Regions from separate parts of the Homo sapiens genome. Here region 2 is linked to region 1. A link is a loop called in an ENCODE intact Hi-C map of the cell type or tissue named here. Cell type or tissue: GM12878. All regions are shown on one strand. Each heading gives the region's core, and the rest is flanking DNA. Links, peaks and the distances in the headings are about the cores only.

The links. Peaks named below come from ENCODE experiments on the same cell type or tissue, not always from the same donor. Only the 100,000 strongest peaks of a DNase experiment are listed, where the experiment ranks them.
Region 2: it touches region 1 in a loop (4-fold over the local background); 2 of 110 quality-filtered maps call a loop at or near these places.

Annotation. Positions count from the first base shown.
Region 1 is chr2:80,847,836-80,859,755 of GRCh38, reverse strand. No RefSeq gene overlaps it. Among named protein-coding and RNA genes, the nearest start is that of LRRTM1, 550 kb to the right of the region's middle. In GM12878, for the core only: a CTCF peak has its summit at 6,817 (motif pointing right); no DNase peak of the experiment used is centred there.
Region 2 is chr2:80,526,236-80,538,155 of GRCh38, reverse strand. The region is part of intron 9 of CTNNA2 (catenin alpha 2); the gene reads right to left. Among named protein-coding and RNA genes, the nearest start is that of LRRTM1, 230 kb to the right of the region's middle. RefSeq lists an enhancer at 7,619-7,748 and a silencer at 8,209-8,258. In GM12878, for the core only: a CTCF peak has its summit at 6,628; DNase peaks (open chromatin) are centred at 7,545 and 8,365; H3K4me3 peaks cover 1,957 bases; H3K27ac peaks cover 3,006 bases.

The sequences.
Region 1 (11,920 bases), core at 1,899-9,898:
CACGCTAGATTTTAGTTTACCAAGAATTCCTACCTCCATGAAAGTGATGAGAGACTTGACATCTCGTCTTTCAGTGTATGATATTTAATAATATGTCCACTGGGAATGTAATATAAATAATTTGAAGGGACTTTTAGTCAATCAGTGGTAAAAGAAAGAAGCAGCAGCCTCAGAAATTATCAATAAGAAAAACTAGGAACACGCTATGAACACACGTACCTTTGGGCATAAGGGTGTGAATAATTTCATACCCAGGCCTTTATTTCAATAGCGTGTTCACTCTGCATGTGTTTCCTGCTTGGGTCAGAGGCTGATTGCTAAGGAATCCAGGCCAAAGTAAGCATTTTATCAATTCTTTTCCTTCAAAACATGTGACTATTTCTCTTGCTATGTGATTTTCAAAGCAAAAAAGTCCATAGCTGTTTACATAGCTAAACAAGCAGACATTTATTATTCTTAACCTAAAGATGTGTGTGTGTGTTTTTCCAGAGTGTAATGGCTTTTGAGTGATGCCCCCCCCCACCCTTATATAATGTTCTCTTCCTGTCGTTTGTCTTATATGTAATTGTAGACAAATCTTGCATCAGAACAGCCCTCAGAGTCTACTCAAGTGTATGTTATTCCTAAACTAGTGCTCTGATAAGGACCAAATATTTGCATCTATAGCCCTAACTCTGATGACTAACAGTTTCTTTGTTTATGTCAGCTAGATGTTAACTGGGAGAATGTCACTTGAAAAACATCTGGCTATTTTATCAACTAAACAGTAAAATTACTTTTCTAACTACTTAACAACAAGAAATATTAGATAAAAGTCTGTTATTGGTTAAATTTCAAGTTTTAAGGAAAGTCTAGAATTGCCTGCTGCCTTTTCAACGTAATGAGCATCTGTAGTGAGCATCTCATTCTATGAGTTAAGATGATCAGAGAACATAGAAATTGTAGGGTAAAAATGCATCTAGTTTCTTCTTGCTGAGGCATTTCTCCTACATCTCTTTGGCCTAGGGACCAAGTAGGCCAAAAAAAAAAAAAAAAAAAAAAAAAACACGAAAGACAAAAAACAAAACAAAAACCAGGATGCTTGCATGGAGTGCAGCTTTTTAACCTCCCAGGTTTCATAAGGATTCTCCCAAACGTATCTGTACTCATTTCCTTGCTTTTTCATTGGCGAGATAGAGAACATTGCTGTTTGGTAAATGTAATGAGTATAACTGGGCATGCTTGACTCAGCTAAGCCCTTCTCCTTGAAAGTGAGTCAAACTCAGAAAGGGAATATTTTTGCCTGCTTCTCCAGGGACCAGCTCTTATGTGGGCTTTGGATGATCATGTCTCCTTTGGTATATCTGCCTGCTCCTGGTATTCAAGTAAGTGGCCCATTTGGCTTCCACAGCAAAGTGACTGTTTCTTAGCCTTTCTGAAGAATGATGCTGATATTTAATCTCTTAGCTTTCCTACTCTTCATGTCTCAGCATGTTCAGAACCCAGACAGGGAAGAGAAAAAAGGAACCTAAGTTATTTTTGAACTCCAACAGTGGATGTCCAATGCAAGCCACTAAAAAAGCTAATGTCAAAGATTACTATGAGGGCATAAAGGCCTGTGCCCCAGAGCAAGACAGTGCCATATGCTAAACATAGGGAATAGGTCTTGCCAAGAGCTAAGTCCGCAGATACCATATCTTCCCCCTTTGCTTTTTAGTCTTATCTCCCCACATCTCAGCTGTCAGGAATTTTCTTCGTCACCCTCCATACAATATGAGACCAGTGATGAAAAAGTATTTCAAACAACTTATTTTCTAACCAATTTACCTATCAGCTAATTAACAGATCAACCCTGGAGAGTATCAGGAAACTATTTAAAACCATTGCCAAATATTAGTGCCTAGCTCTAATTATAGATAAGCAGATTATATACATCATTATTTTATTTAGAATTGGCTCTGCTTCCTTTCTATGCCATTGATAATCAAATAGCATTAATCGAAGCTTTAAAATCCAACAGAAATCCTCAAACATGTTCTGCTTTTTAAAGATTCACATTTTTACAAGTCAAATTTCCATTATGATCAACCATTTCTCAATTGTGTATTTTGTTTCTAATGATTTTAATTTGCCCTGTATACATGAATTTTCCAGAATTAGCCCTTTTGCTGAAGATATGTCTTTCTCTATGAACAAGTTCTAGTCATTGAAAATAATATATCAGTTGAATAGCTGGCCATTAAGATATAAAATATCTGCAAACAAGACCTGGGTTACCAACAAACCCTATCAAATCCAAGAAATTATGATAAAAGTAATAACTCCTCCTATGATAATAATTAATAAAATATTTGTATTATACTGTTTATGAGTCAGGCTTGTTGTAACTGAAGTATATGAATTAGTGAAAGATTTATGCAGAATCCAAATAACGCTTACATTTTAATAAATTGCTGTTTAGGAAGTCCAAAAATTAATTACTTGACATGCTGTGTTCTTGGATAAAAATATTCAACACTCCAACTATGTGAATTATTTCTAAATTGTTCTAAAAATTTATGTAATCCAAACAAAAATACTAATTTTTTTTAATAACTGGAAAGTGATCCTAAAGTTTATATGAAAATAAGGCAACATAATTTAGAAATTTAACATAATAAAATATAATCAGAGCTAAGATAATTAGGACAATATAGTACCGGTGCATAAACAGACAAACTAGAAAACCTAGAAATAACGTCCCCAAATATATTGGATTTTAGTAGAGATAATATGGATAATTTATTATCATATTGAGAAAATTTGGCAACCATCTGTTAAAAGAAATAGATTTTTTTTCTTTTTAATTTTTTTAAGAGGGAATCTTGCTCTGTTGCCCAGGCTGGAGGGCAGTGGCATGATCTCAGCTCACTAAAACCTCTGCTTAATAGGTTAAAGCAATTCTCATGGCTCAGCCTCCATAGTAGCTGGGATTACAGGCACACCCATCATTCCTGACTAATTTTTGTATTTTTATTAGAGATTGGGTTTCACCATATTGGCCAGACTGGTCTTGAACTCCTGGCCTCAAGTGATCCGCACCCTTGGCCTCTCAAAGTGCTGGGATTACAGGCATGACTCACCATGCCCTGTCCCAAAAAATAGATTATTACCTCACATCTAAAACCAAAAAAGTTCTAGGTAAGTCTTTGTATTTAATGAATAAAAATAATAATAATAACCTAAAACAACATAAAAGGAGATAAAGAATATGTCTATATAGCTTATACCAGATAATAAATTAAATTAAATTAAATAAATTAAATAAATAAATTAAATAAATTAAATAAATTAATTAAATAAATTAAATTAAATAAATTAAATAAATTAAATTAAATAAAATATTTAATCTCATAATAAAATTAATTTTTTAAAATAAGATGTTTTAAATGTATAACATTGACTTGGTCCAACCTAAGGGAAAACAATTCAGCACTCTATCAATATTAAAAATGTGCATAGATTTTGAGCTACACTTCCTTGTCTTATGTTATCTGGTACAGATAGCATATATATGTAACAAATTACATTTGAATCAGATTATTCATTGTAACCATTTCTATAATATCAAAAAACTTGACACAGGTTAGAAGTTGGGCTCTGAGATATTTACATGATGTGACTAAGTTTTATAAAAATGGTTTATCAAAGACTAAATTAAATGCCTTGTATTGTTGAGAATTAGTAAGTGAATAATTTGCTTTAATATCTTAAACTTTTACCTGGGTACTGAAGCATAATGTTTCTTGAAATCATGTGATAATTAAGATACTCAGAACTTCTTGACTTTTCTCTAACTGGTTATTACCTCACAGACTGCTCTCTTGCAAGAAGAGTTGTCAGTAACTATCCCCATCAACTAAAGAAAGTTAATTTCTTTTTAAATATGTGTTCTAGAAAGGCGAATGCACTTACTCATTTATATGTCGGGTATACTTTACCATTTCCCAAAATGTGTTCCACAGAACTTTAGTCCCACAGGACCAAGCAAAGTCCTACAGGACTGAGCAAAGAGGGCTACAGGATAAAATAAAATGTGAGATCTATTACATAAACTTACTCTTGAAGTTTAGTTGGACACATTTGCACATTAAAGGCACTGAGGAGTTCTGCAGCAAGGAAACTAGCACAGTTGTGTTTAATTTTATCTTTTCTAAAGTTACCTGGCAATAAAACCTCTTTTTCTTGATAACAATAAATTTTAACAATCTGTGTAACATACTCATTGGAAAACCTGTTTAGTCTGCCAGATTTGTTTTCAGCATCCCAGGGGGATAATAAATGAGATAAAGAATGAGTGGATGCTGAAGCCTTGGTGTTTAGGACATCCAGAGCAGGAAAGGTGAAGCACATGGGGCAGGATCCAGGAGTCAGGGTCCTTGGGATGGGAGTGCAGTGGGGAAAGGAGGACCCAGAGGATAAAAAAGACATCACCAAACCATGAGATATTCAAAGAAGAAAGAAAGAGTGCAAAGAAAAAAAAAAAAAGAAAAAAAAAATTCTAAGGCCACATTTTATCTACTTAGCTAGATTAATAGTGTAAAATTACTAGAGGCAACAATCACACAGGAATAATAGGTAAAATCCTTGAGGGTAGTCAAAGGGTCTCCAAATTGCTTTGTAAGAGGATCTTCTAACTCACCCACAGCACTGTGAGGTTCTAAACAAGTGCTGACCTTGTACTTGACATTGCACTCATATGGCCATGGCTCCAGTAGTAGCTGGAGTGCTGCATTCTTTTTAACTACTGATTAAGAATCATGGAATTTAAGACTGTGAAGATCTGGAATGGGCAGTAAAGTACATCGTATTTAATGCCTCATTTCTGAGTGAGGAAACCAAAAAGGGAAAATAAAGAAGTGTTTGGCTAAAGGCATTCCATGTGTTTAATGTTGGATCCATGACTGGTTAAGAATTTAAAGTTTGAAATCAGAAGAGCATAGATTTAAATGTAGGGTGTGTTAAACATGTAACACAGGCAAGTTATTATTCACTCAGCTCTAGGACTTTTTTCCTCAAAATGTTTCAAAAGTAATGAATGAGATAAAATGGGTAAAATGGATAGTACATTGTTGCCAGATAGTGAATAATAAATGGCAGCTTGTCATAGTAGTGATTATTGTAACAGTAACATCACAGAAGAAAAGAATCAAACAAATTGCAAGTTCAACTTGAAGAGCCAAGAGGTTCTTCATTTTGTCTCTTTGTTTCATTTATTTGAGTCACTATCTGTATTAGTCAGAGTTCTCCAGAAAACAGAACCAATAGGATGTATGTGTATGAATATAAATACAAATCTTTTTATAAATGTATATTTTGTATATATTTTATACATTTTATATATATATATATAGAGAGAGAGAGAGAGATTGAGAGAGAGATTTGTTATAAGAGAGTCGTTCACATGATTGTGGATGCTAACAAGTCCCAAGACCTACAGAATGAGTCTGCAATTTGGAGACAGAAGAGTCAGTGGTGAAGTTCCATTCTGAGTCCAAAGACCTGAGAAGGAGAATGGATGGTGTAGTCCTTATCTAGAAGACTGGCAGGTTCAAGACCCAAGGAGAGCCAGTGTTTCAGTTCAAGTCCAAAGACAGGAAAAAGCCAATAGCTCAGTTTGAAAGCATTCAGGAGAATTCTCTTACTCAGAAGAAAGTCAGTCCCATTTCTTCTTTTTCTATTCAGGCCTCCAACTGATTTAACAAAGCCCACCCACATTAGGGAGAGCAATTTGCTTTACTAAGTCTGCCAAATTAAAAGTTAATTCCATCCAAAAACACCCTCACAGAAGCATCCGGAGCAATATTTGGCTAAATATTGTTCACACTGTGGCCCAGTCAAGTCGACACATAAAATTATCTATCACACTATCTCTCAACTTATAATGAGAAATCATAACAAGTTTCCTATGATTCACATAGAATCATGAAAGCTGCTTCATTCTTATCATTTTTTTCATTCACTTACCTATCCATCTATCCATTCACATATCAGTTAATAAGATTTACTAATCATCTCTTACTTTTAGGCACTTTTTTGGCCCCTCGATTTATTGTCTCAAAAACAAACAGGAAGAAATAAAATGGGCTTTTCAAGGATCTGTCAGTGACTTCAGGAACCAAAAGGAAAAATTATTTGAGAGAATTTCTTATGTTTGCCATAGGTACAGAAAATAATCATTGGGTTTGATGAAAGCCTAAAAAGTCATTTCTTCTCTAATTCTCTCTCTAAGGCAGCTTGTAGCACAAGGCAATGAAATGCAATATAACACTATGCATAACAACAAATCTACTGTGCAGAATGCCTCTGAAATGAACCTGGACTTCCATATCACAGACATTTTCAGGGTGTTAATACAACATATGCTCTGCTAGGTATTTTCCCTTAAACATTTATACTGTGCCTCATAGTTAATAAATGGAATTTTAATGTTGCAGAACTTTCTGTAAATTATGCAAATCTTAATCTTTTGTGCATATGGATGGGTACTTCTTGAGTTCACCTTGAATCTCAAACCCTATGAATAATAGTATTTTATTTTGGAAAATGAATGAGAGTGTACAAACCTAGCGTTAATGATATAAAAAAAAAACTATGCCTTAATTAGAATCAGATCATTTTTACATCCTGACACATGTCTGCGTGAAGTCCTGGTCAGCTGAACTGTGGGAAAAGAGGATGCTCTGGAATTGATCCCTGTGATTCAATTATAATTGGCAATTGCCCTTGTCATCTGTTATCTGGAACTCTGCAACCACCTCTGCTGTGACAGCTGGCTTCTTGTAAGGCTCTACCAAGAGGGGGAGGTAGAGGGAGGCTCAAGGCTGGCAGAAGGAGGGACTGACTCCTCCCGGTTTGGTTTTTTGCTTTCTGCCCTTGTCAGTTGTGCTGAGCAATGTTTCTTTATTCCAATAGCAGCAGTTCCTTCCCTAGCAGCATATTAATTCAGTTTGCAGGTTTTTCCAGCACTTGCAGTACCAGCTATTTGTGCTCACTGAGAGAAACCAGCACCAGGAGGCCAGTAACTCCTCCTCAGAGATCTGCACCCCAGCCCAATGAGGCCCCTCCTCCAAGGTCCCCTCTTCAAAACACAGACACCATCCAGAACAGTATTTGGCTAAATATTTGGGTATACTGTGGCCCAGCCAAGTCGACACATAAAATTATCTATCACACTATCTCTCAACTTATAATGAGAAATCATAACACGTTTCCTACGATTCACACAGAATCATGAAAGCTGCTTCATTCTTACCATTTTTTTTCATTCACTTACCTATCCATCTATCCATTCTTGGCTACTGCTGAGTAGCCAAGTAGTGTCTTCCCTTTGGAGTTCTGCACCCCATCCCCAAGAGGCCCCCTCCTCCAAGATCAGAGACACCAGCCCCAACTGAGAAGCAGCCCCTCCTCAGTGGTCTGAGTTTAGCTTCCTCGAAGAGTTTACATTTTAATAATTCTCATATCTTCTCTTTGTTACCTTACTCCTAGTGGTGGAAGCTGTTTCCTGCAACTGCTTCCTCATTGATACCTTGATGTCCTCTTACTGCCTTTTCAGGTTCTTAGTTAATATTGTACCTAGTTAAAAATCCTTTATATTAAGGCCTCTCAGTTAAAATTAATTACTTGTGTGGTTTCTTTCTCCTGACTGGATCCTGACTTAAAGTTTTACTCATCTGGCAGAAATAAAAAAGATGTTTTTTCTTGCTCTACTCACCTTTCCACTCACATACAGATGCCCAATCCTCTCATGCTTTTCTCATCCTGCCTCCTGTCTTTATGTGCTTTCAACTGGATGTTGGATTGGAGACTACAAAAGCAATTCATTTGCGAGCCAGAAGGACCTGCTAATAATATAAATATCATGCTAACCCTTTCAGTATTATATGTAATCTAAAATGGGAAAAGCCTTTATTGGAAGAAATATATTTTAACAATTGAATCTGAGTATAAATAATAGGTATATGATCAAGTGGAGCGAATGTTTTAGATAAGAGTTAGAAGAAAGAGTCTTCTTGCGATTTGAAGTCAGATACAGTTCTGAATGTAGCAAGTATTTAATATACACTATGCAAAAGCATAGGACAATTTATCTCCTTATTTACCACAATAAATGGTCTAAGCTCCAAGACATGAGAATTGCTAGGAGAGCAGATTTCTGGACTCAAACCTTTAGAGATTAATACAGTGGTTCTTGCAATCTGCAGATTTAATTAATATTCCAAATGATTCTAATTTAGGTCGTTCATGAATTACAGGATCATAATTATGAAATGAAGACAGAAGAGGGGGACAGACTTTGAAATCAGGAATGGGTTGGGATAAAAATGTTCTTCAGATGTATATTTCTGATCTGAGAGTTTTGCCTAAGTATTCAATGATAATTGTGCCTGTATCAATTTCTCTTCAAATTTCTAATAGCTTTAAGATATATAAATATAAATATGTATACACGAATGTGTGTATATATCTGTTGGTGCATAAAGCGTTATGTCTATTGATTGTCAGAACAGTCTCAAGTATTTTAATGAGTCCTTTCCTATTAATAACATCTCAATGAATCTGTTAATTCTACCAAACCAGTGAATCACTGAGATGGTGATACAAACGTATATTTGTTTATTAACATTATTTTCAACATTTTAACATTGACATCTCAATAATATTGAAAACTGAGGGAATTTTACCATGAACATTTAAATATGTATCACCCAGACTCCACTATTAACAGTTTACTCTCTTTGTTTCATCAGCTTTTTCCTGCCTCAGCTGAGTAGCTGAAACCACAGATGTGCACCTCTATGCCTGGCTAAATTTTTTATTTTTATTTTTGTAGAGATGGGGTCTTGCTATGTTTCACAGACTTATCTCAAACTCCTGGCCTCAAGCAATCCTCCCACCTCAACTTCCCAAAGTCCTGGGATTATAAGCATGAGCCACTACAGCTGGCATAAAGTTCTGAATGTAACAAGCATTTAATATATACTTATCCTGGATAATGATCAAGGGCTAGAATATAAAATCGTTGTGTTGTCTTCTTATTGTGAGTGGGGAGTATCACCTCACTCCTCATACAGCATGCATTCATCTAAAATCTACCCTGAGTTTTCTCCCAAACTTTTAAAGAAATCACTGAATAGGGACTTCTTAACAACCAGCTTGCAAATCTGGCATTAAACAACCTAATTTCCTGCCTTGAATCTCATCCACCACACAAATATTGAATAAATCCAGTTGGAGGAGAAAAAAAGACTCATGGCTTCTTATCTGGATATAGAATATTACCAATTGCGCATGTGCCAAGAAAAATGAAAATCTTTGTCCCAAAGATTGTCAGTTAAGGTCGAAAAGCTAGTGACTTCAGGTCATACACATTTTATTTTCTCCTCTTGAGATACAGTGTTCTATTTATTATATTGTCAAGAAAGATGATAGAACTTAAAGAATCCAGGAGCTCCTGTAATATAAGAGAATGATCTTATAGTCTAGGGGTTGGCACTAGCCTATACACTAGACTGTACTAGGTGGTGTACAGCTATAGAACAAGGTAAACAAGGAGGGGCCGGGGCCAAGCTGAACAATGAGTGTAATGGCTGGGGTGGTAAGCAAGCAAAGGAACAAGATGAAGGACAATTCATGTGCAGAAAAATGTGTGTGGCTGCAAGTTATGGGATGAAGTTGATATCAGAATCCAGAGTACCTAACCATACTTGAAGGTATAGGAAAGTCTAGTGCCAAATAGGCTGGTCAAAATAGGTAACAAGGAGTTTTAGCTTGGCAGGACCACAGGAAGTTTCAGAGCCTGACAGTAAAAATGTTGAGGATGACCATTTCAAAATTTAGTCCTACCAAAAAGAAATAGGTAGAAATTAAGGAACAATAACAACAACAACAAAACAAGTCTAAAACCAGAATACTATAAGCATAATACCAGTGCTAGGACTATAAACAAGTATCATACAAATATGGTCTTAATTGATTACCACAAGAAACTTGTAAGATTGGTATTCTCATAGTACCCATTTTGCAAATTAGGAAATGGTGATTTACTTCAGTAATGTGCCCACAATTAAACTTGGTGGCACAGCATAAATTTGCCTAGATCTGCTCGATACTAAAGACCACATGTTTAACCACTGTGCTATAGTGCTCATTCCCAAAAGCATGACTGGGGTATGACTATGTAATTACCAGGACAACTTCCAGCTACCCTCTGCTATTCATGAAGGTTGTCTTTTCAGGTGTGGGCAGTGGAATATTATACAGCAGCAAATAGAGTTGCTGCTGATTTTCCAATTGCTGTCTGTGGCAAGTGTTTCTAGAAGAGCCCACCGAATCCTAATATTGGGGAAGGCCCAGCAACGTCTACAGAAGCACAGTCAGAATTAACGAGGTTGTATTTAGAAAATAAGCCCTCTTTTAATTCTGAAAATTGAAAATAGAGAACTTCCAAATAATGAAAGATAACTGGCAAGACATAAGATCATGCACTTATTCTATTGATCTAGCATCTCGAGTTTGACAGAAAGTTGTTTCCAGACATTTACATAATGGAACATTACCAGAAAATAATAGCAAATCCTTATAAAAGTAGTTTTGAAGTGAGCAAAATGGTACAACCTGGTATTACAAGATAACTAGGTCTAAGTTTCTGACATTGATTTTCTGAAGGAGAGAGCCACTTGAAAACACTTTCAGTGTGTTTTGTGTGGAAGTTTTAGAAGAGAAATTTACAGTCATCCCCCCAGAAAAAAAAAAATATCTTAGGCTTTTAGTCAGAAACGTCATTGTTAGCAGGCTTGATGCAACTTGACCAGCCTGACATGTGCAGTAGCTTATGGTATCTCCACACAGAGTTTGTAATCCCACAGAGGAATCCACAGAGTCCCTTAATCCATGATCCTAGACCTGCCACCAAGGAACATGTATTGCTCCACGTTGCTCCGACTCTGGAGCCACATTTTAACATGTTCTTCAGACGACTGGAGGGAGCAAATAAAGACTGAAAACTCTTTGGCCTAATAATCTGATATTAGTGTTTTTTTAAAAATTGTGTTTTTGTTTTTAGATACAGGGTCTCATTCTGTTGCCTAGGCTGGAGTGCAGTGGCATGATCACATTTCTGACATATGAATGAAAATAGAAAGTCTAAGATTCTTCCAATGAAGCATTCCTCAAAGTAGTAGGGAGCTGATGTATAACCTAAGACTTTTGGGAAGAAGCATGAAACAGCCACTAAAATTGTGCAATTTTTATGTACTCTGATGTTTTGTTTCAAGATATATATGCTGTTTTAATATTCTACTCCATCATGTATCTGAATTTGTTTATTCTATAGTATTTTATTTGTTTTTTTCATTTTAAAGTCAATATTTTAGAATATTTAACATTTTAGAAAATAAATTATGTGTGTCCTTTGGATTGACATATTACTTATTATAGTCCCCCAGGAGTATATGTACCTGAGTGTGGAGCAAGAATTAAGGTTCTCTTCTTGGTTGTTGAAAATAGGACAGAAATTTGAGTTTGCTCCTTTGTTCAGCTAGGGTTCAGTAATCCCCACAAAATCTATGGCCATAAATGGAATTCTTTACCCTAACCAGTTGATATGCAAACATGTTGACTCAATCACTAGGGAAGGAAAGTGAACAAACGTGGATAGATAACGCAAATCCTGTTCTACCAGAAAAAAGAAACTTCATTTCACATAATCCTCTTCAGAACAGAGTAGACATCTTTCACGATTTTATACACTTAATTTGTAAAAAAGTACCTTGTTCATAGCTGATAGCAGTTGATCACTGATTGCTGGTGATTGATTATTGGTAATGGATCAGCAGCATTACTCTCTGTGATGGTTAATACTGAGTGTCAACTTGATTGGATTGAAGGATGCAAAGTA
Region 2 (11,920 bases), core at 1,863-9,862, 320 kb after region 1:
AAAATTTTTGCAATCTACCCATCTGACAAAGATCTAATTTCCAGAATCTACAAGGAACTTAAATTTACAAGAAAAAAACAACCCTATCAAAAAGTGGGCAAGGGATATGAACAGAGACTTCTCAAAAGATGACATTTATGCGGCCAACAAACATATGAAAAAAAGCTCATCATCACTGGTCATTAGAGAAATGCAAATTAAAACCACAGTGAGATATCATCTTATGCCAGTTAGAATGGCGATCATTAAAAAGTCAGGAAACAGGGCGGGTGTGGTGGCTCATGCTTGTAATCCCAGCACTTTGGGAGGCCGAGTTGAGTGGATTATCTGAGGTCGGGAGTTCGAGAACAGCCTGACCAACATGGAGAAACCCCACCTCTACTAAAAATACTAAATTAGCCAGGTGTGGTGGCACATGCCTGTAATCCCAGCTACTCAGGAGGCTGAGGCAGGAGAGTTGCTTGAAACCAGCAGGCAGAGGTTGCAGTGAGCTGAGATCATGCCATTGCACTCCAGCCTGGGCAACAAAAGTAAAACCCCGTTTCAAAAAAAAAAAAAAGTCAGGAAACAACAGATGCTTGCGAGGCTGTGGAGAAAAGGAACGCTTTTACACTGTTGGTGGGAGTGTAATTAGTTCAACCATTGTGGAAGACAGTGTGGCTATTCCTCAAGGATCTAGAACCAGAAATATCATTTGACTCAGCAATTCCATTACTGGGTATATACCCAAAGGATTATAAATCATTCTACTATAAAGACACATGCACACATATGTTTAATGCAGCACTATTTACAATAGCAAAGGCATAGTACCAACCAAATGTCCATCAATTATAGACTTGATAAGGAAAATATGGCACATATACACCACAGAATACTATGCAGCCATAAAAAAGAATGGGTTCATGTTCTTTTCAGGGACATGGATGAAGCTGAAAGCCATCATTCTCAGCAAACTAACACAGGAACAGAAAACCAAACACTGCATGTTCTCACTCATAAGTGGGAGTTGAACAATGACAACACATGGACACAGGGAGGGGGAACAACACACACTGGGGCCTGTCAGGGGGTGGGATGCAAGGGGAGGGAAAGCATTAGGACAAATACCTAATGCATGTGGGGCTTAAAACCTAGATGATGGGTTGATGGGTGCAGCAAACCACCATGGCACATGTATACCTATGTAACAAGCCTGCACATTCTGCACACGTATCCCAGAAGTTAAAGTAAAATGTATAGTGACCATTTAAAAAGGCAAGATGTTTTTTAATCACACAAAGAAAACCCCACACAGCTCACAGATCTTGATAAACTACATCGTGGCTGTACAATTCAGTTTTGTGTGGACACCGCCACAGAAAAGCAGCTCTGTCTCAAAAGAGCCACAGTCTTGTTTGAACACTCACAAGAAAAGCCAAAATGCCTGGAAGGCTGAGCTTCAATTAGACATTAAAAACCTCTGCTAATAAAGTATTTAGGCATTTAACTCCAACGTGATATGAAGTACATCAGAAAAATGAGAACATTTTCCCTTTTTCTGGCCTCGGAAATCAAATTACATTTTTTAATATTTGTGATTCTGTTCTGTTTGAAACACCAGCAAATATTCACTGCATTCAACTCCCAAACACTGAATCATTTCATTAATTTTTACAGCTTCAGGTATCATATTGGTGTTTTAAGAACACACTATTGAAATAAAGCAGAATAGCAATTCGAAGGTCCATAAAGCACTTGCTCCTCATGTTAATATTTCATCATCACTGTAAATTTGAGAATAAAATGAATTTATTTAAATAAATTCAAGGGGAATTACTTGAATTTATAGTCAGTCATGTGGCCATATAAAACCACAGAGAGGATGGTGGCACAGATTTCACGCAAAACATTTTTCTCTAAAACTATCATCACAATGAAAAGTGCTGCGGTCTCCATCTGAAGGTTTATTCATTTATCTGTGCTGATGTAATTAGTACACACGAAGATGTTAACATATATGCCTATCTTCTAGAGAACCACAAGGTTCCTACAGAACATGACTCCTATAATACAGATGGAGTTTCACAATTCAATAACAGTGGAAATGATAAACCTCCCTGAAACCTTTGAGAGGCAAGACAGAAGCAGCTGGTAGAAAAACAGGCTCAGCCTTCGATGATCAGCTTCCAGGAAGATGGGCATAGGAATAGGCTAAATGGCCACCATCAAAATTGGACTTGAGGAGAGTCAAGTCTGGCTGCCCAGAAGAATATTGTAGGAGTTGTCTCGCTTTCCTGCTGAGGTATTATGGAATCATTTTAAAATGAGCAGCTACACACTGGCATAAGTTTATCAGCCTGATTAACAGTCACTGCAGTTCTACAGGATAGAGGAAACTTAAACAGCAGGGATAATTTGATCAGGGAAGGATGCTCAGTGGATGTCAGCAGCTGGGGGCTTAAGTACACTGGGGGACAGGAGGAAGTGGAATCACTTTTTCTTGCCTCTGTTTTAAATGACCTCTATAAGGCATCTGGCACTCTTGGTCATTCTATATAGTTTAATTTTAAAAATCATAATTGGTAAGACCTGGCCTTTGCAGTCAAGCAGCCCAGGGTTTATGTTCTGACTCTTATTCTCACCAGCTGGGTGAGACGTGTTGCATCTCTGAGCCTCAATTGTGTCTCAGTTATAAAATATAAATATAAAATATTACAATGTTGCAATAAGAGATTAGTTAACCCAGCACCCAGTAATGACTTGACAAATGTTACCGCCATAAGATGCAATTTATTGAAAGGTCACTATAAAAGTGAAAATATATTTGAATGACATTATCCAATCATTGATCACTCATTCAATAAATATTGAGTGCCTATATATGACAGACATGGAAGATACAAGTAAAATATTACTTATGCCCTAGATGAGCTTATATTTTGGTGGGAAGACAGAATTTAGCAAAGTAATGCATTAAAAGTTTATATTGTGATGAGTTTTACAAAAGAAACAAGGGGAAGACAATGATAAAAACCGAAGGGAGCTCTATGTGATCACTTGCGTAGTTTACCCCTTAGTTTTGTATAAAGTTACAATTCTCAAGTTATAATTCTTTTTGTCACTGCTTATTTCAACCCGTTAGATCCCAAATATTTTATAGATTTTATATACACTTCTAACCAATATTTTTTAATTATTGAATAAGATTCCCTAATGTTGTTGCCTCATTGTTTGGTAAATTAATTCCTTGCTGTCATGCATTTAGGGGAGTCTCCAATGTTTGCTATTACCAAAAACAAAGTAATACACATCTTTAGGCATCTAGTTTTTGCTCCTGTCGGAAGTGAAATTTCTGCATCAGGAAAATTGTTATGGCACTTGTTTACCTGTGACCATAGTCCTTGCTGAAAGGTCCCTGGAATAAGTGAATTGCCAATTTTCCAGTGCTACCAGCATTGCATCCCATATTCCTCAACACTGTTTCTTCTTGACTTCTCCACCAACATATCATCCGAATGTCCTTCTAACTATTCGTTCTATAAACCACAAGTGCAAATCAGGATTGCTCAAGTAGCCACTTCACATTTTCCCAGCTAGACTGAATTCTTGCAGGACAGAATCCCTACTTTACCCCTCCACACATATCTGGGATCACAGTTGCTGAATTCCAATTTTTTGAATTTACTAACTCCCACAAACTCTCTTCATGTTGTATAGAAGACCACTCAATTTGTCATAACTTAGTCATACATAGGAGGGCACTCAGTTCTATGATCTAGAATTAGGAGGAAGTATAACTTTTCTGTATCAGTTAATCAAATAAGTTTATCATCAAATTAGCATACACCAGCTAATATCAAGTGAACCTTATACAACATCCTGCCACATGGTACAACGAAGAAATTTGTTCATGGTCCCACCAGGCATTGTACCCTTGACTACAGTTATACATCTATAAAAACACAAATCTGCATTTTCTAGAGCTCTTCTGGGATGAAGAGCAGCTCTTTTGCCTGTGTTCTTAGGGATACACACACCACTAGCAAATGCTGTTTGCATGCCTCTGCCCAAATTAAAGTGATCAGTCTGCCCTGGTGACTTTAATGTAGGTAATCACCAGCTCACATTCATGAACAAATTGATGTGCCCGCTTCATAGCTGAATCACTCAGCATAAATCTATGCCCTTCATATATAAAAACCTCAGTGGCTTAAAATAATACAATAAAGCATCACCTAATGCCTTCTTGATGCTGGCTCATCAATAATGTGTGGTTATGTGAAAAGGATAGGAGAGGCTTATCATGTCTTACCTTAAACCATGCCGGGAATGTAATGCCCTTTTAATTACTAAAGGCATCAGGGGATTTTGTTTTCTCCATCTTTACATGGAGGAACTAAAACCTTGCAACTCTCCACTATTACTTAGTTTTCAGCATCTCATGTAAGTAAATGAAATCTCAACTTATTTCCAGTGAATACAACATGTTGACCTTCATATATGTGGGCTGCATATTAGCAGGATGAAAACTCCAGGATCCATCTCTGGCAATGCAGGAGGGCTGCACTGAACCATCCGGTGCTTGACATTTAACGGAAGCCAAGGAACGTTTCCAGAATGAAGATCCAGATGAATAAGTAAGTGCAGCTATTCTCTAAAACCTGGTCTCCTACATTTCCAGATGACAAGTGGAAGTGTGGAGTCAAGGCCATATCCACAATGCAGGATGAATCTAACCATCCTAACCAATATTGGATCTGTGACTACAGCCCGCTTCACACAGAATAAGGAAAACAGTCAGGAGTCCCCAGTTTATGTCCCACATTGCCTTCTTTTTTTTGCGGAGGGGATGCCTCCGCCAATTAAACTAGCAATCTTCCAAGGTTCAATTCAAAATCCACGTGTTGCTGAAGGCATCCCATTCACACAACCAGTAGAAATAGATCTCTTCCAAACACCTTCAGGCTTACTGGCTGTGCTACCCATTGCAACTTACCACATACTATTGCCTTATCCATTATTTATTATATGGATGGAGGATACCTACACACGGAATTAGATGTATAAATCAAAGATACACACATAGCTATCATGTATCTTCAACTAAATTTCCACATCTTTGAGGATAATGGTTGTATTTTTATTTTCATCCTTGTGGCTCCCATGGCTCCCCGTTCAAGACCTTGTAAACAGTAGCTATAAACGTAGTTCCAAGGCAGCCTCCCTGTCATGGGTGCTTTCTTACCTCCTGCTCCCATCTGCCCTTACCTCTGGGGTACAGCTCTTTCTTATCGCTGTTGGTTTACCTAGAAAAAGATGCTAATTGATTAATCAAAGTAACTATTCACTAAGGTCATATTTTCTTCTCCTAGGTAATATAACACCTTAATCTAATTAAGATGTTCCTGAGCCCTTTCGAGCTTTAAAAAAAACACACACACAAACCAAACAGTAGTTCCTTCTAATCCATGGGAAATACCTTCCAAGAACCTCAGCAGATACCTGAAACCACAAATAGTACCAAGCCCTATATACATAATGTATTTTCCTGAACATGCATACCTACGATAAAGTTTAATTTGTAACCTGGGAACAGTAAGAGATTGACAATAACTAGTAATAAAATAGAACAATTGTAAAAATATCCCAGCATTATTACTCTTGCACTTTGGAGCCATTATTAAGTAAAATAAGGGTTAATTGAACATAAGCACTGGGATACCTCTACAGCAGATCTAATAACCAAGAAGGATACTAAGTGACGAAGGGGCACATAGCCTCTACAGTGCATATGCTGGACAAAGGAGGATTGACATTCAGGGTGGATGGAGCTAGAGGGTGCAAGATTTCATTATGCTATTCAGAATGGCACTCAATTTAAAATGTATGAGTTATTTCTGAAATTTTCCATTTAATATTTTCAGACCACTGGTAACTGAAACTCCAGAAAGCAAAACTATGGATAAGGGGGGACTACCATATACTGTTGAAATTTCAGGCTCCCCAGGCAGGCTTTTGGGGAAATACATAAGGACAAGGAGTTTTTTCCTTAAACTCTGTCAACCCTATCTAAAAGTTCTTTGGTCTTTTCTTCCTCTGACCACCTGTTTCTATAAATAAAGTCATATTGGAACACATCTTTACCCTTTTATACATATTGCCTATGACTGCTTTTGCATGACAATGGCAGATTTGGGTAGTTGTGACAGAGACCATATGACCCACAAGCCAAGATCTCTTACTATCCCTTTACAGAAGAAGATTGCCAACCCCCAGTTTAGATGAAAACTTGGTGAGATTTAACCATTTAATTTTTTCAGACCTGTCAAATATGCCAAAGCATCGTCATAGCAGGAAATGAGAGAAGTATCAACTTATAGTATTTATGACACAAGTAAAATCAAAGTTAAGTGGATCGAGGAGAAGCACAGGTTCTTAAAGAATAAAAATATGTGCCCCTCCCAGGTCTCCTTAAAGCACAAAGTTCTGGGGCCAGAAAACAAACAAACAAATAAAAAACCAGGAGGAGATAGGCATGGAGCAGAAGACCCAGAAGGACCTCTAGGATATTCTCCACCATCCCAAACATTGACAAAAGAAGTTTGCAGGTGAACAGAGAAGCAATTCTGAGTCAGTACTGCCATCTGGCTTACCTCTCAATGTAGCACCATCAACAACCTCTTCCTGAAACTGGAGGATCACTCTAGAGGCCTCTCTAACCAAGAGGCCAATTGTGCAGCCTTTCATCTGTGGCCGTATCCTTCTTGGATATCCACTTCCTTATCACTTACTGCTCCATTCCTGGCTTTAGCAGTCTGTATGGGTAGCCCAAGACAAAGCCCTAGAGTATATCTAATAGAAGGTACTAGTCCTCATTGGCCCCTTGGTAAACACCTGGTCTGGCCACTGCAATGGTTACTGCCCGAAGGAGAAGTCCTGGGAACCTGTGTCACAACTCCAGAGGGTTCCTAAGTAAATCACAGCAATGGGAATATGGGGTAGGGGAGACAACCTGACTGCTGTCCTTGACCGCACCAGGGAACTGACTAAAGAAATGACCTTTGAACCAACTCATTCCCCTTAACAGCTCCCTCCCTGCCCTCAGAACCTGTAACCCCTGCCTCCTATTACCTGCATTGCCTCATGGACTCTTTCCAAGCTCAACCCCTCAAACCTGTTCACTCCATCTTACCTGAGCTCTAGTGCCACCTCTTCTTTTCTTTCAGATCTTTATTGCATTTTCCCCCATGTTCTCTCATGAAGTTTTAATTCTCTCCTTAGTGTATAAGTTCAAGCTTCTTTGGGTGCAAAGCACAGCTCCCTTTTTCCATGCTTTTCCCCTGGGAGCAATCCCATCCATTCCCAGACCAGGTGGTAGGCCAGATCCCTCAGTCATCAGAGAGGGAAAAAATCAAAGAGTTCTCCATATCTGCTGTCTTAGGCTCATTAAACAGTGCTATCGAAACCATCCAAGTATTGCAGCACCATCTCTGATACTCTCAAATCCTCCTCCCACGTGGTCAGGCTCATCCCAGTTCTGCTTTCTTTATATGACTTCATACTCTGGTTCCTGACACCTGCTTCAAGTTCTCCTCTGCTTAATACCACTTATGAACAACGTTTCCTGGCTATCTAATGTCACTAACCCATCAGGAAGGTCTCCCCACTTTCATCATACCTGCAACTATTAGTTTCTTCCTGTCTGTGTCCTGCAAAACACATACACAGTCTGACAAGGCCTCCTGGTTTTCATTGATAACCAGTGCTCTCACAAGTCTCTCCCGAGCTGGAAGCTCCCTTGTTGAGTGCCCTACAACTCTTCCTTTTATGGGCCACAAACTGCTACTGAGGGCTGCAATTGCAACAGCTCCTTGCTCAGCTCTGAAATCTAATATTTCCATGATGCTCAGAAAGCAGGGCAGAGCAGTGCCGGGGGTGGGCAGGAGGGTTATTTCACGTCACCTGGGGTTATTTCACGCCCTCTCAGAAAGGGCTCTGCCACATGGAGTCCCTTTTTTTCCAAGGTGACCTTCGAGTAACCACTGCTGCCTTGTTGGGCAGCAGATGCATCCCTCACAGTCCAGAGCCATGGTCAGTAGTGGACCACAGATGCATTTGCTTTCACCTTCAGGCTCTCAGGAGACCATGGCTAGCTCTAGATGAAAGGCGCAGCTGCACTTTCAGAAGTGTACACAAACCCCGAGCCAAAGTTATGCTTGTAACCAACACCCGTAGGAGCAGGCCAAGCCCCATGGTGCCCTTCAAATGTGCCTCACCTTAGCAACTCTCTACAAGTGAAATGTTTTACTCTCATCCTCAGTAGGTCATTTTTACCCCCCTCGCTGAATCAGTCTGGGTGAATGGCCAGTCTGACCTTTCAATCTGCTACGTGAAATAAAGCTTAAGTTGGTGTTCTGACTAATAGTACCAGAGAGAAGCAAGCAATGAAATTCTATGTAACTTGCTTCTGTTTAGTTTTGTGCTCTAGAGGCTGGCTGTTTCGTTATTTAACCCCAGGCTGTTGCCTCAAATAGGCTCTGCAATCTTTTGTGGGATCCAAGTTTAGCAAGCATACTCATTGTGTGAACACCAATAATATTTTTCAGGTGCACCTAGAGAAAGGGAGAGAACAAAAGAGGGCTATAAAACTATTTGGAGGTCTTCATCAATGTAAGTGCTTAGTTAAATAAGCAATAATTGCAATTATTGTTTTAGCATTCCCTGAAGACAGAAAATTTAACTTTCAAATGTCTTAATACCTATTATTTCACAACAGATTATGTACACATAGATATACTTTTCCATTGGTATTTAGTTATAAACTATGAGTAACAATCTATGTCTATGGGCCAAATATAGCCAGTGGCTCGTTTTTGTATGGTTTTAAAGCTAAGAATGGTTTTACACTTATAAAGGGCGGTTAAAACACCTACATACAGAAAAATCTGTGAGACTCCATGTGGCCTACAAATCTGAAAATAGTTACTATTCTTACCAATAAAAGTTGGCTGACCCCAAAGTATGATGGTATACCTATAAAAACTACTCTGGTGTTTGTCTGCCTGCCCACCAGGACATGAGTTGCCCCAGATGCTCCAATCCCAGCAATCTTTGCCACTGATCAAGGAAGCCATCTCTGCTCGTATTTCCCAAGTTCCTTTCTGGTTGTGTTCTTCAAAGAGAAGGATCTTTTTATTTCTCATCTCTTAATACTTGTTTATTTATGTTTACATAACCCCTATGTCACCATTCATTATTCCACCAGATACAGCTTTTCCAAAAGTCTAATCTGTCCTCAGGGACTGAAGAGCTACAAAGTTTGAGAATGTTCCAAAGAATATGTTAGAGACTCACGAAGAATCAGTGTAAAAACATGTCAGAGGCAGCAGCCCTCCAATCTGGGCAAAAACTCCCAAAGGGTCTACTTTGAAGAAAAAAGCCCTCTCTGGAATGAGTAATTTATTTTTATTTTTATTTATTTATTTATTTATTTTTTTGGTGGGGGTTGCACCTTCTATGTGGTAGAACCCATGAGATTCATGATCATGCCTGAAGTGTGGAGTTGGGCTCACATTTCAGTGTGAGACAGTTTGGACGGCAGCTTTGGTACCCAGAGCATTGTCCACAGGCCAGTAGCAAGGGCAATACCTGGGGGCTTGTTAGAAATGTATGGCTAAGGGCTGGGCACGGTGGCTCACGCCTGTAATCCCAGCACTTTGGGAGGCTGAGGCAGGCAGATCACGAGATCAGGAGATCAAGACCATCCTGACTAACACGGTGAAACCCCATCCCTACTAAAAATACAAAAAATTAGCCAGGCATGGTGGTGAGTGCCTGTAGTCCCAGCTACTCAGGAGGCTGAGGCAGGAGAATTGCTTGAACCCCAGGAGGCAGAGGTTGCAGTGAGCCAAGATCACGCCACTGTACTCCAGCCTAGGCGACTGAGCGAGACTCCATCTCAAAACAAACGAACAAACAACAACAACAAAAATACAGCTAAGGTTGAGAACCACTGATCTATTCCAAACAAACTCTCATTTCCTTTCTCATGTGCCCCACATCTCCATCCATTTACCAAGAAGAATTGATTCTATAAGAAAATTTTCCCTTGGTCATGCAGCTAATTTGCTGCAAAATGGAGACCAAGTTACAAGCTTCCATATTTCTGTTATTCATAAATTTGGATGCACACTGAAAATGTCTGAGAAATATTAAAGATATTGATGCCTGGGACCCACACTCATAAATTCTGATGTACTCGCCCTTGTGTATGGACAAGACGTGGGCATTTTAAGCCTCTCCAGCTAATCCTAATATGCAGCCCTGGTGGAGAACTGTCTCCCTATTTGAAATTTCATTTAAATTTACTTTAAATTCAGTTAGAGTATTTCCAGGTAAATGAGTGCCTCTTTCTCTTCTAAGGCATTGGTCTGGGTCCATCAGCTTTGCTTTCTCCTTTATAGAGGCCAACCAGGGAGAGGCCTCAGAGATGTCCTCTCTCTCCCAATGACTCCCAACTTTGCCCCATCATAAGAATCACCTGGTGTGCTTGCTAAACCTACATTTCACCAGAAGATTCTGATTCCAGAGCTCTGCAATGGGCCTGACAATTCCTGTTTCTAAAAGACTCCCCAGCTGCCACTTAAGATAAAGCAGATTTCAGGTAAAACTGATCTAACACAAGTCCAGCAGCATCAGCATCACCTGGGAACTTATCAGGCATGCGAATTCTCAGGCCTCACCCCGGATACACAGAAATCAGAAACTATGGGGGTGGGGCCCAGTCATCTGTGTTTTTAGCCCTTCTGGTGGCTCCAAAGCATGCTCAAGTCTGAGACTCACAGGCCTACCACAAACGCTTCACTTTTTGACAAATAGTGCCCTGTTTTCTAAAGTCCAGCCAACAGGAATTCCCCCATACTACACTTGCTTTGCTTTCTTTTTAAAAAATTATCCTCATGTCATCACTTCTTACAACTCTATGAAAGTGAGTTATCTGAGAATTTTTTCTGACACTTTTAATTAGAAAGTCCTAATTACTATCATCTTTCATGAATATTCTGGGTAAGAGTGAGACCTTGTGTTTTGACACAAAAAGCACATTCTCCTGAGCACTCAGGGTGGTGCCATCAACTGTGTCATAGTGCTCAAATTTTTTCCCCTGAAATGCAGACATGTCCATAGACAATTTGTACAATGACCATATTCTACTACCTCCCAAATTTCAAAAAATGTTAGAAGGGTGACAAAAGGATTTTTTTTAAAACTCCATAGTTCTTGCAGGATTCTTAGAGAAGTTTGCATTCAAGGAAATCCTGGATACCTATGCAGTGCTTAAGGTACTTTCAAAAGTTCTAATATTATTTTATTCAATTCTCACAGCACCTGAAATGACGCAAGAGTTGGAATGTGTGAGTTTTAACTGTGCAAACACTTTTTTATAAGCTCTATCTTTTTTTGTTTTATCCTCAGAACACCACACGAAGAAGGTACTGTCATTATCATTCCCATTTTATAGATGAGAAAATTGAGGCACAGAGAGGCCCGGCACAGTGGCTCACGTCTGTAATCCCAGCACTTTGGGAGGCTGATGTGGGCGGATCACCTGAGGTCAGGAGTTTGAGACCAGCCTGGCCAACATGGTGAAACCCCATCTCTACTAAAAATACAAAAATTAGCCAGGCGTGGTGACGCACATCTGTAATCTCAGGACTTTGGGAGGCTGAGGTGGGCGGATCACAAGGTCAGGAGTTCGAGACCAGCCTGGCCAACATGGCGAAACTCCATCTCTACTAAAAATACAAAAATTAGCCAGATGTGGTGATGCACGCCTGTAATCCTAGCTACTCAGGAGGCTGAGGCATGAGAATCCCTTGAACCCGGGAGGCGGAGGTTTCAGTGAGCTGAGATCGCACCACTGCACTCCAGCCTAGGTGAC